Linked DNA regions of Mus musculus: region 2 is linked to region 1. A link is a loop called in an ENCODE intact Hi-C map of the cell type or tissue named here. Cell type or tissue: left cerebral cortex. All regions are shown on one strand. Each heading gives the region's core, and the rest is flanking DNA. Links, peaks and the distances in the headings are about the cores only.

Region 1 (5,375 bases), core at 162-5,161:
TAAAACCACGCAAAGTACATTTATTAGGTTACCTACAAATGCTAGCCCTCTATGGAGCGTATGATTTCAAGGCATAAAAATAGACAGAAGAGAAATATGTCAATGTATTAAAAATGTGGGGTCTGAGTGGTAGGAATCTTGGGCAATATAATTTTTTTTCTTACTTTTAATTCCCCAAATTTTCTGCACTGGGCAGGAACTACTATTATATTAGAAGTCTATCATGATGTTGTAATACAATATGATATTTTTAAAAAAAGAATGTTACCCACAATGAAACAGCACTTCCCCTTTCCCTTCCAGGGGAGGAGCTGGGGCCAGCCTTGGCAGACACAAAGTCTCACAACTGCTGGGTCCCAAGGAGGGACAGGATATGTGGAGCGGGGGATGGGGGTCCTTGACGCTTGTTGGTGAGGTGTGTGGTGGGCAGCTGAGAAGCTGGGGTCATAGGAGTTTCTTCCACCTTCCACAGGAGGAGACTCTACATTCCAAGCTGCTCAGATGTTTATTTTTTTTCCCCTCATAATTTTGGTTGATCTGAACAAGAGACTACATAAAAACATCAAGTGAATGGGAGCTGGGGAGGTGGCTCATCAGTCAAATATCTGTGGCTTAGGCATGGCAGGTCTGAGTTCCAGTCCTCACACAATGTGCCAAGCAGGGCAAGGCAGCTGTGGCTCAGCCCGGAGAAGGCAGAGATAGGAGGGTTCCCAGGCTTCGTGCCCAGCCAGTCTGGCTGAATCAGTCAGCTTCATGTTTAGTGAGACCCTGTCTCTAAAAATAAGGTGGAAAGTGATAGAGGATCTCCCCTCCCCCCTTCTCCCTCTCTCTCTTGTGCGAGTACACACACACAACATGTATACAAATCGGGAGGCATGCACATAGAGAGAAGTATGGGATACATACACACAGATATTGAACATGCACACACAGGCGCGGGGCATGTACATACACACAGAAACATGGGACACATACACACACCACCTTCAGATCTTTCCCGGAAACGGTAATGCCTAGGTGGCTGGAGTTACATGTTAAAGGGATGGGGGTGGGGAGGCGCTTAGATCAGACCAGAAGCACCACAGGAAATTAGCTTAGTTGCAGCTGTTTTATTTAATGAGTATAATTTATATTCAAAGTAAAATTTCTGGCAAATACAACCCTTTAAGCAAGAAACATCTTCCCATGTTAGGGGACACCCATAGACTGAGAAGGTTATAGTTGTAAACAGTCTCTCTCTCTCTCTCTCTCTCTCTCTCTCTCTCTCTCTCTCTCTCTCTCTCTGTGTGTGTGTGTGTGTGTGTGTGTGTTCTCACACACATTTGTTTTCTGATGTTTGCCCCGTGAGCCAATGTCACTCCTTCAGTCCTTTGTTGACTGTGGGGATACCCTGTACTCCAGCAAGTGGATCCTGAAGCTGCGTTTTATGAACACTGAATCCCAGGCACCAAGATAACAAAGTCGATGTCCCCTTCCAGACCAGAAGGGCAGACTACTGTCCCTCATGATGTTTGGAGGTGGTCATTGTACATCTCTAGATCTATGATGTGTCCCCTAAGGCCCCGAACCGAAAGCTTGACAAACAGTTCTCCTAGGTCCTGCTCCCCACAGGGAGGCCATCGTATGCTAATGAGGCACGGACAGATAATCTAGCAGCCGGGACAAGTGAGTCCGCAGGTCCACCCAGCACTCTTGAACGCCACTGTGGTTCAGTCACATGTCATCTGGCCCCTCAGCAGACCCTCCTGGTGCCCTCCTCCTCCCACCCCCGGCGACTGAGGGAGGGGTCTCTCCGCTACCTAGCTACCCAGAATTGCACAACGGGACTGCTTGCATATGGTGCTTTTCTTCCCTGTCCACAGCAGGGATGGAGGCAGAGCCCCTGAATCACCTGTAGGGCTTTTACGAGCTCCACAGCCCCCTCCTCAAATTCTAGTTCACTAGTTCTGAAGAAAGAGACATCAGGAGATATGTGTGCGGGGGTCTTGAGGAGTTCTCGTGTATGTCCCACGGCCTCACAGCCCCACAGGTAATTCTGGAGGTTCCCTTATAGAGATACCAACACAGACAGGTCTTGTGACCCAAAAGAAACAGGCCGATATTAGATTCCCACGACGCTACCCCTTTTATTTGCCAAGGTGTCTGTATTCTCTTCAGCTTCTCTCTAAACCCACCACCCTAGAGGCTTTGAACTTGGAGTGTCCCAAAGTCTCAGAACCCTGCGAGACTGTCAGAGGCTCTGGCGGCCAGACAGCAGAAAGACATTCTCTGCTCCCCGCAGCCCTCGGGTTCCCTGTGCCGCGCTCTGGATACCCTGGAGTCAACGTAAGAAAGGATGGCATTTGACCAGTTGCTTCAGCAAATTGCCCGAAGCAAGGCCGCTTGTCCTCTGCACACCTTCGCTTCTGCACCGACCACATAGGGAGGGGGCCCCACCCTGCCCAGTCCACTGGCGCATCCCCTCTGGCCAGGGTTTGTGGCAGGTGGCGCGGTCAAGATGAGCGCAGGGGCCTCGTCTGCAGTTCCTTTCCCTATCGCGGGACCCACTCTTGCTTTGCCCTGGCTCTCCAAGTTGCTGCCGGGTCCCCCCAAACTGGTGATCCCTGGTTCGCGGTCGCGGTCTTACCTCACCATGCAACACTTGGTTGCGCGCTTGCCGGGGGCGCTCCCTCCTAGCCGCTTATTCCCTTACTTGGGAGGAAAGAGGAACCGAGAGACAGAAGGGGACCGAAGCGGGCGCCCGGGCGATCTCCCGGTGCAGCCCTCTCTGGGGCGGAGACATCAGGCAGCCACCAGGGTTGGCGCCCCGGGGTCTTCCGCCTTCGCTGCTGGAAGGGAAGGCTGCCTCTGCTACCCGCTACGGCACTGCGGCTCTGCACCCTGTCCCTCGCAGCATCGCAAGTCCAGCTGCCACTCTCGCTGCGGAGCCCTGCCCCCCGGGCGCAGTGCCCGCCCCCGCCACACACCCGCGCGCGCAGACACACGCGCACCCCACAAACACACTGGTGCACACACATAAACACGTGCTGCGCGCACACTCGCACACCCACGGATGCGTTGGGTGGGAACCTCTGTACATGATCAGGGCACTCCTGGCTGGCAGGGCTTTGGTCAGAGTGCTGGTTGGTGGCTGTGAGAAACCAGCTGACATCAAGGTAGAGGACATTACTTGAAAAATACAATGTCCTCTGGCTGTTTACGTTCCTTAACCTAGAAACCTAGGGGTCTGAGCTGCCTAAATATTCCAACCAAAGCAAAGAAAAATATATTAACATAAAAATAAATCAACAAGTTCTCTGTTTTCTAGGAACTCGCTGTCTCTGATGTCCATTGTCATCGATCCCGTCCAGAAGGACATTTCTGACAATCTTGACCCAGTGGCAGCAGATTGGTGATTATTTCTCCTCTGCAGGCATACATGGTCGGGATCAATCTAGCTAAGCAGAAAGGGGCTCTGATGGATGGGTAAGGTCTCAGGACTAAAGATTATGATTTTTCTCCTTTGTCTTTGCATGACATTGGGTAGTCTTCCTACAGGACAAATAAAACACTTCTAAAACAAACAAAATATACATGCACAAGAAAAAAGAGAACTAGAAAAAAAAAAGGAAAAGTAGAAAATTAGAGAAAATGACGTGGGATTGAGGATAAGGCCCAAGAGGCTGCAGTGGCAGAGGCACGGGGACCTGTGGGACCTTTTCTTTCCATGACGCGGGTGTCTGCGTAGGGTGGCAGCAGCGGCGATGTTATTTCAACAGAATGACTTTTGTCAGTTTCACACCACATTTAGAGTCACCAGGAGTTTACTCTCATCTGTAAAATATGTGGAGTTCACCCGTTTCCACAGCCAAGAATTCTCTTCTGCCAGTGGGCAGTGGAGGTCCCTGTGTGGAACTGCAGCCAAGAAAAGCTTTTTTTTCGGAACGCAGAGGAGCAGGGGACTGTGTGTCTAGGCATCTGGGGAGGAAGCTGCAGACGTGACTGTTGAAAAGCACTGAAAGACCCAGTGGTTAACTCATCCCTGGCCACTAGCAGGGGGTGATGGAACCAAGACAGAACAGAAGTCCTGAGAGCTCTTACACTTCCTTCCGCATGATGATAAGGGCAAAGCCAATGGATGGATGGATGATACCCTGTGCTCACACTTCATCCACAATCCATTCTTTGATCCAGGGCCCCTGGGTAGCTTCTCAGAGCTGCCCTCAGCCAGGCTGACACACTTGGTGTGAGGGTGTTCTGTAACACGTGTGTGAGTTTGTCCTTCATCTTCTTGTTTCCATGTCAGGTACTGACTTACTCATTCCGAGAATATTTATTAAAGTTCCTGCTATCTTTTCAGGCACTTCGCACTGACTCCCGTCATGGACCTCACCTGGGAGAAAAGAGGAATGGAAAGACAGAAAGGGCTTAGAAATGTTAGTGTCTTGTCTTTTAAAAAGGCAGGCCCAAGCACAGGCTTACTGTACACATACTCACAGAACACAGGCCTACTGTATACATCTTCCTTGAGCATAGGCTTAATGTATATATGTTCACCAAGCATGGGCCTACTGTATACATCTTCACTGGGCATAGGCTTACTGTATACACCATCTCCATTGAGCTGTAATCTTACTGTATATGTCTTTGCTGTGCTGGGCTGAGTGACTGTGGAAGATGCAGTTCTTCTCTTCTGAATTGCATCCCTGAGGAGGCAACCACAGTTGCACATGTGTCACAGAAAACCATTTGTCTCTCCCTAGTCCGGACTCATTCTAGAGAAGGCTAACTTGAAGGAGAGCCTGGATAGGGAAGGCATGGCTGCAGGCAAGAGTTGGGACAACATGGAGCTTTCTGTCTTTGACAATAAGGAAATAATAAGCTTGATAGCATAAATGGGGAAGGCAGGCAGAAGTAGAGTGTAGCGATCCAACTTGGCATGCTAGGGAAGTTATTATATAATAATAAGAAACTCTGCAAAGGGTGCCAAGCAAGAATTTGGAGAACAGAAATGCTTATAAAGATTGGTAAATAGGTGCTTGTTCCTATAAAATATGTTTATGAAGTCAAAAGTGTTCACAAGAGGGTTTGTGAATAGATTCCTTTGGGGGATTCAATGGTGGTGCTGAGTTAAACATCTAAGCAGATACAGGGTACTTACAGTACAAGAAGCCTTGCTGACAGAGGCTAAGAAGTGGCTGCTTGAGTTCCACTCTAGTGACATGCAGGAAAAGTGTCATAATGAAGGTCAGAGCAGTATGGAAGGCATGAGAGATAGGAGCAGCAAAACGAACAGCTAGTCTGATAAAACAAAATGTGGATGGGGCAGGCTGGGCACGGGATCTGAAAGATTAGTAGATGTGTGCCTCAAAGACCAGGAGAAAATGGGCACTTTA
Region 2 (5,375 bases), core at 239-5,238, 110 kb after region 1:
TAAATAATAACTGATAATAGCAGGCTGAGAGTTAAAGGGGAATTGAGGCAAAGGCTAGAAGAGCTGGGTAAAGAGTGAGGGTCGTTATCTCTAAGGAACAACAGTGAAGGACAGTAAGTGAAGGAGTGAGTAGAAGGTGGGTGTTTTCAACATGGTCATTTTAGGATAATTTGGCTTTCAAGCTTGCATATATGACATTTTGATTTTTAGAAATTAATAATTCATGAAACCAATCTTTGTTAGCTTTAATTGTCCATTTGATGCACTGAGAAGGGAGTCTCAAAGAATTTTACAGAGCAGGGTGTCCTATGGGCATATCTGTGAATAATTATGCTAATGGTTAATGGATGTAGAATGACCTAGGCTACTGTGGGCAGCACCATCCCTAGGCAGATAATCCCGGACTGTATAAGAAAGCCAAATAGGCACGGGCCTCAGAGTGAGCCAACAAGAAGTGTTACTCCATGGTTTCTATCCCGAGTTCCTGCTTGAGTTCCCTCAGTGATGGAGCCTGGAAATGTAAGCCAGATAAGCCGCTCCTCATCTAAATGACTTTTGTCAAGGTATTTTATCACAGTTGCAGAAAGGAAGCTGCAACAACTACTATTAAAGATTTGGGGCTGACTTGCCGGAATCCATGAATAAAGCCAAAGATAACATCAGCTCCTCACAGCATCCAAGTAAGCAAGCATTCAAAGTGTGTCAGAAAGTAGTGTTGCAATTCTAGTGAGCGAAGAGTCCGTCAGACTTTGCCAGAGCACCGCTTGTCCAGAGTTGGCCGGGGTTTCTCTTGTGTCAAGTGTGACATTTAGATTCGACACTATGGCTCAGCTGAAGTGAAAAAGAAATGTGTAGTGGCTGTTTGCCTGTCAACTTGCTTCGTCTTTTAAATGAAAACCTATATATTGTCCCACTCACAAGCCCCACTCCTTGGAATCTGTCTGATGGACACAAGACCCAGGGGAATTTATTCATTGATAAATATGCAATGATATTCGTGGCAATTAATTGACCAAACACAGAATTTAAATCTGGGAAACGGAGTGGAGATGGCTCAGTGGTTACAATGGCTGCTATTGCAGAGGACCTGGGTTCGACTCCTAGAACCTACGTGGTGGCTCACAATCTTTTGTAACTTCAGCTCCAGAGAATCTGATGCTCCTCTGGCATCCACAGGAACCAGGCAAACACATGGTGCACATGCGGGCAAGCCGGCAAAATGCTCATACGCATAAAATTTTAAAAATCAAAAATAAAATCTTCTTTTAAAAATTGAGGAGAGGGGATGACAAGTTAGCAAAAAGTAACATCACTAGGAGCTAAATTAATAAAAGGAATTATATTTGTAGCTAAAGACTGAAGACATTTCTAGAATACACTCTTTCAATTATTGTCTTTTCCTGCTTCCCTTGTTTCTAGACAAAGCAGTAGAAATCAATCAATCAATCAGGGATTGATTATTGGAGATTACATAGAACCAGAAGGAGAGTGGGAGCAGGGAGGTAAAAAAAAAAAAAAAAAAAGGAGCCCTCCAAGCTAAGTCTAGAGACTCGGGGCCTGTCATCTAAGCTACCTGGGATGCTGAGATGCTGAGACAGAGGACCACAAGCTAAAGGCCTGTGTGGACTGCAGAGTGGGTTTAATCCAGCCTGGCAACTTTTTGAGGACCTGTCTCAAAATAGAAAGTCAAGGGGTTGGGGCCAGAAGTCTATAGCTCGGTGATAGAACTCTAGTAATTTTCAGGGCCTGAACTCATTCCCCAAATTTGGTTATTGTCTGCCTGCCGATGGTGCTGTTTCCCTGTTACAGGCTGTGTCTGAGCCAAAGCTCCTAACCCTCCTCACGTGACTGAGAGATCGCTCGGGCCAGCCCACGGAGCATGTACAGGAACAGGAACAAACAGGGACCTTCTTCTTCTCTCAGGCCTATTCACATCTTAGGAGGGCCAGCGCGGTCACAAATGGCACCGGATGAGGAGAACTCCGCCTTTACTCCCCACCCCCACCCCCCTGGGAGCCTATGGAAACCTTTCAAGAGCAAGATGCGGGATCCTTGCGGCTTCCAGCTCCTGTCATCACATAGCCTGCCCGTGCCTTCTGTGAAACTATTTCTTCAGATGCTCCGGGCCAGCAAAATTCCCACAGCAGAAAAGTAGGCGGAAGTCATGACATAAATGTTCTAGAGGCCGGCAGAGCGGTGACCCTGTTCTCCAGGGTGCATTCTGCCCCACACTGGGTTCTCGGGATGACAAAATTAGACTTGGAACCAACTCTTTTAACTTGGCTCATAGTAACTGTACATACTCACGGGGTAAGACTGATATTTTAATTCATGTAACCATGTGTGGTGATTTAGTCAGAAGGCAAATCTAGCCCTTCAAATATTTATCATTTCCTCATAATGATAACATTCAAAACCCTCTCTTCCAGCTGATTTGGAACGTACAATAATTCTTTAAAAGTTTTGCATATATTTATTGTATCTCTGAGCATGAAGTGGGATTGGTGGCTTGGACATGTATGGCACAGAGTGAGTGTGGAGGTCAGGACAACCCGCATGAGTCAGCTCTTTTCTTCCACCAAGTAGGTTCCAGGGATTGAACTGCAGTCCTCAGGCTTGGCAGCAAGTGCCTTTACCCAAGGAACCACCTTGTCTGCCCCCTACAGTAAATTCTTGTTACTACAGACAACCTCCTAAGAACATTATTCCTCATTCCTCTTATTTAACTGTAGCTTTGCCGTTGCTAGTCAATCCTAGTTTCTCTCTGTTGCTGTGACAAACACCAGACACAGAGCAACTTAGGGGAGTTAGGACATATTTGACTTGTAATTCCATGTTATAGTCCATTATTGTGAAAGAGTCAGTTCAAATACTTAAATCACCATATCTATAGTCAAGAGCAGAGAGAGCATAAATGCTTGGATCCTTGCTTGCTCGCTCTTTCCTCTCTTATTTCAGGCTCCCCTCCCTGGGATGACACCACCCAAAATTGGCTGGGCCAAATAACAATTAAGACCATCCCCCACATACATGTCCATTGGCCAACCTCATCTTCTGGGAACCTTTCTTCCCAGGTGATTGTAAGTTATGACATGCTAGGATTTAAAGTGAGACATTATACACAGGGTATCTTCCTATCTCTCTTCTTGCGAGCAGAGACCAGGGAGCCTTGAAGTCTCCATGTTAGGAGATACTTCACAGGTCCTGTCTCCATGCTTAAGTGATGGAGATTTCTCACAAGGATGCATTGGTGTCTCCGTACCACCCTGAAAATGTGCTTGTGTAGAGACTGTGAGAAACCTCGGTGGCTTCCCACTTCCAAAACCACAAAGGAGGCAAGACAAGCCCCATTCTAGGCATTATTCCCTACTACTCCTGGAACTTCCTCCTAGCATTGATGGACCCTGAAAACTTCATCCTCCATCTGAGAAGGTCTTGAAGGATAAAGGGAAGGAGCTAGAAAGAGAAGAGGAAGACCTGGAAGCTACAGATGCCGTTGCACTGGTCCAAAGGCTCTCTGAGAGAAACAAGAGAAAACAGGACATTCTTTCTCTGCACTGCATAACTATGGACTATTTTAGTTGGTATTTTTGCCTCCTCACATTTTTTGGCTTTTATATCTAAAACAAATAAATAAAAACAGCCTGTTCTGTGAACTCTATAGAATGTGAGCTAATTTGGTCCCGTCCTTTCTCCGTCCATTTGTAGGCTCTGTCCATAGTCCATGAGCATTAGAAAATAACTTATCACCCACTCAACTCCCCGTCTTATTCTTAAAAGAAAATATTTATATTATGCCAGTGGAAGGGTTTCCATGGCAGTGATGACTACAACACCATCATCGCCTTAGCAACCGGATGAATTTGTCTTGAATGAGTCGAAATCCCCTTTACAGACAAATAAGGAAAATTTGTCCAAAGTGCGGTGGGTGTTGGGGAAGCCCTGAGAGATGTTTGTTCACCCACTGCCTAGTTCTCCCTCTGGCTCCTACTCTGACATGGCCCTTCCTGCTCCTTTGAGCCCTCTTTATGGCTCCTTTTCTAGTACCCAATATTCAGATCCTCGGGGGAGAAAGCAAAGGGCTACAGATTGGCATTCAAAACCATGCCAAAGATAGCAGGAGGGAGAAGAAAGACGTGCTGTCTCTTCTATAGAGAGGCCTGCAGCTCAACCCTGGAGACCAATGCACAAGTTTTCTGCTCTCAGTTCAAAAGCATCTCTGAGGAGAAAGTTTTACAAGATGGTTCTGTCCTGCGATGGTGGAATGGCATAGCATGTTGGCAAGTCTCCTTTTCAGGCCTTGGTTTCCTCATCTCTGGAGTGTGGATCTTACACCCAAGGAATTTTGTATGAAACCAGATATAACACCATCTCTCCCAACGCCACTAGGGAGGTCCCTTAGCTGGTCTGTCGGAACTGCATGAAGAGCCCTGAGACAAGAAGAGCTAATCTTCCACGAGAGCCTTTCCAGCTGTAAGCCCCACACTCATCCTTGACCAGGCTGTGACCCGTGGGGTGAGCACTAGATGTCACGGTGTGACTTCTCCTAAAGGGGCTTCAGTGAGCTGGTGACAAAAAATAAATAAACAGCCCTCTCTGGGAAGCACAGAGCCCATGTAATGGACCCCAAGGACATAGCTCAGTGTCACTCAGAGCCAGCTCTGGAATGTGCTTTCCCCTTTCCTCACTGAAGAGCAGCTTGGAAAGCCAGGCGTGCTGACCTGTTTCCTTCAGCTCCCACTTCTGACACAGAAGCTGATGTAAAAGAGGGGAAAGGGCAGTTTTAGTCGTTTTTGCTGGTGGGCAGGGAAAACACTTGCAAACACTAGGAACACGCCCCCCCCTCCCCCCCCTCCCCCCCCCCCCCCCCCCCGCCAGACTAACTGGGGATTAGTGAAGTCGATCTGCCTGTCATGTTGGAAGAGTGATATGTGTCAGGCAGGCTCCAAAGCTCAGCTTTGAGTCTTGCACCATTCTGCTACATAGGTCAAATGTCTGAATTGGTCATTTTCAAAGGGATAAATCCATTTTTTCTTAAATGCAGACGCAAATGTTTGCTTAGGAAGGAATCTGAAACAACTCAAGCCCATTTTCCTTGTTTGTTTCCTATTGCTGTGATAAACACTGACCAACACCAACCTGGGGAGGGAAAGGACAGTCCCTCATGAAGAGAAGGCCGGGAAGGAACCTGGAGGCAGGAACTAAAGCAGAGGCCGTAGAGGAACGCTTACTGGCTTTCTCCCAATGGCTCGTTCTACTTTCTTCTTAAATTAAAATGTAATTACATAATTTTTCCCTTCAACCTTTCTGTGCACCCCACCTTGCTCTCTCTCAAATCCAGGGCCTCTTTTTCTTTAATCGTGTGTGTGTGTGTG

The links. Peaks named below come from ENCODE experiments on the same cell type or tissue, not always from the same donor. Only the 100,000 strongest peaks of a DNase experiment are listed, where the experiment ranks them.
Region 2: a loop joins it to region 1, with 2.0 times the contacts of the local background. A loop is called at or near these places in 1 of 42 quality-filtered maps.

Annotation. Positions count from the first base shown.
Region 1 is chr16:22,654,323-22,659,697 of GRCm38, forward strand. It overlaps Dgkg (diacylglycerol kinase, gamma), which reads right to left and starts at 2,909. Exons shown (of 25, transcript NM_138650.2): 1 at 2,627-2,909. In left cerebral cortex, for the core only: a CTCF peak has its summit at 2,254; DNase peaks (open chromatin) are centred at 861, 1,648, 1,895, 2,345 and 3 more places; H3K4me3 peaks cover 2,670 bases; H3K27ac peaks cover 1,940 bases.
Region 2 is chr16:22,764,993-22,770,367 of GRCm38, forward strand. No RefSeq gene overlaps it. Among named protein-coding and RNA genes, the nearest start is that of Gm30416, 25 kb to the right of the region's middle. In left cerebral cortex, for the core only: a CTCF peak has its summit at 2,646; DNase peaks (open chromatin) are centred at 2,653 and 3,874; H3K27ac peaks cover 453 bases.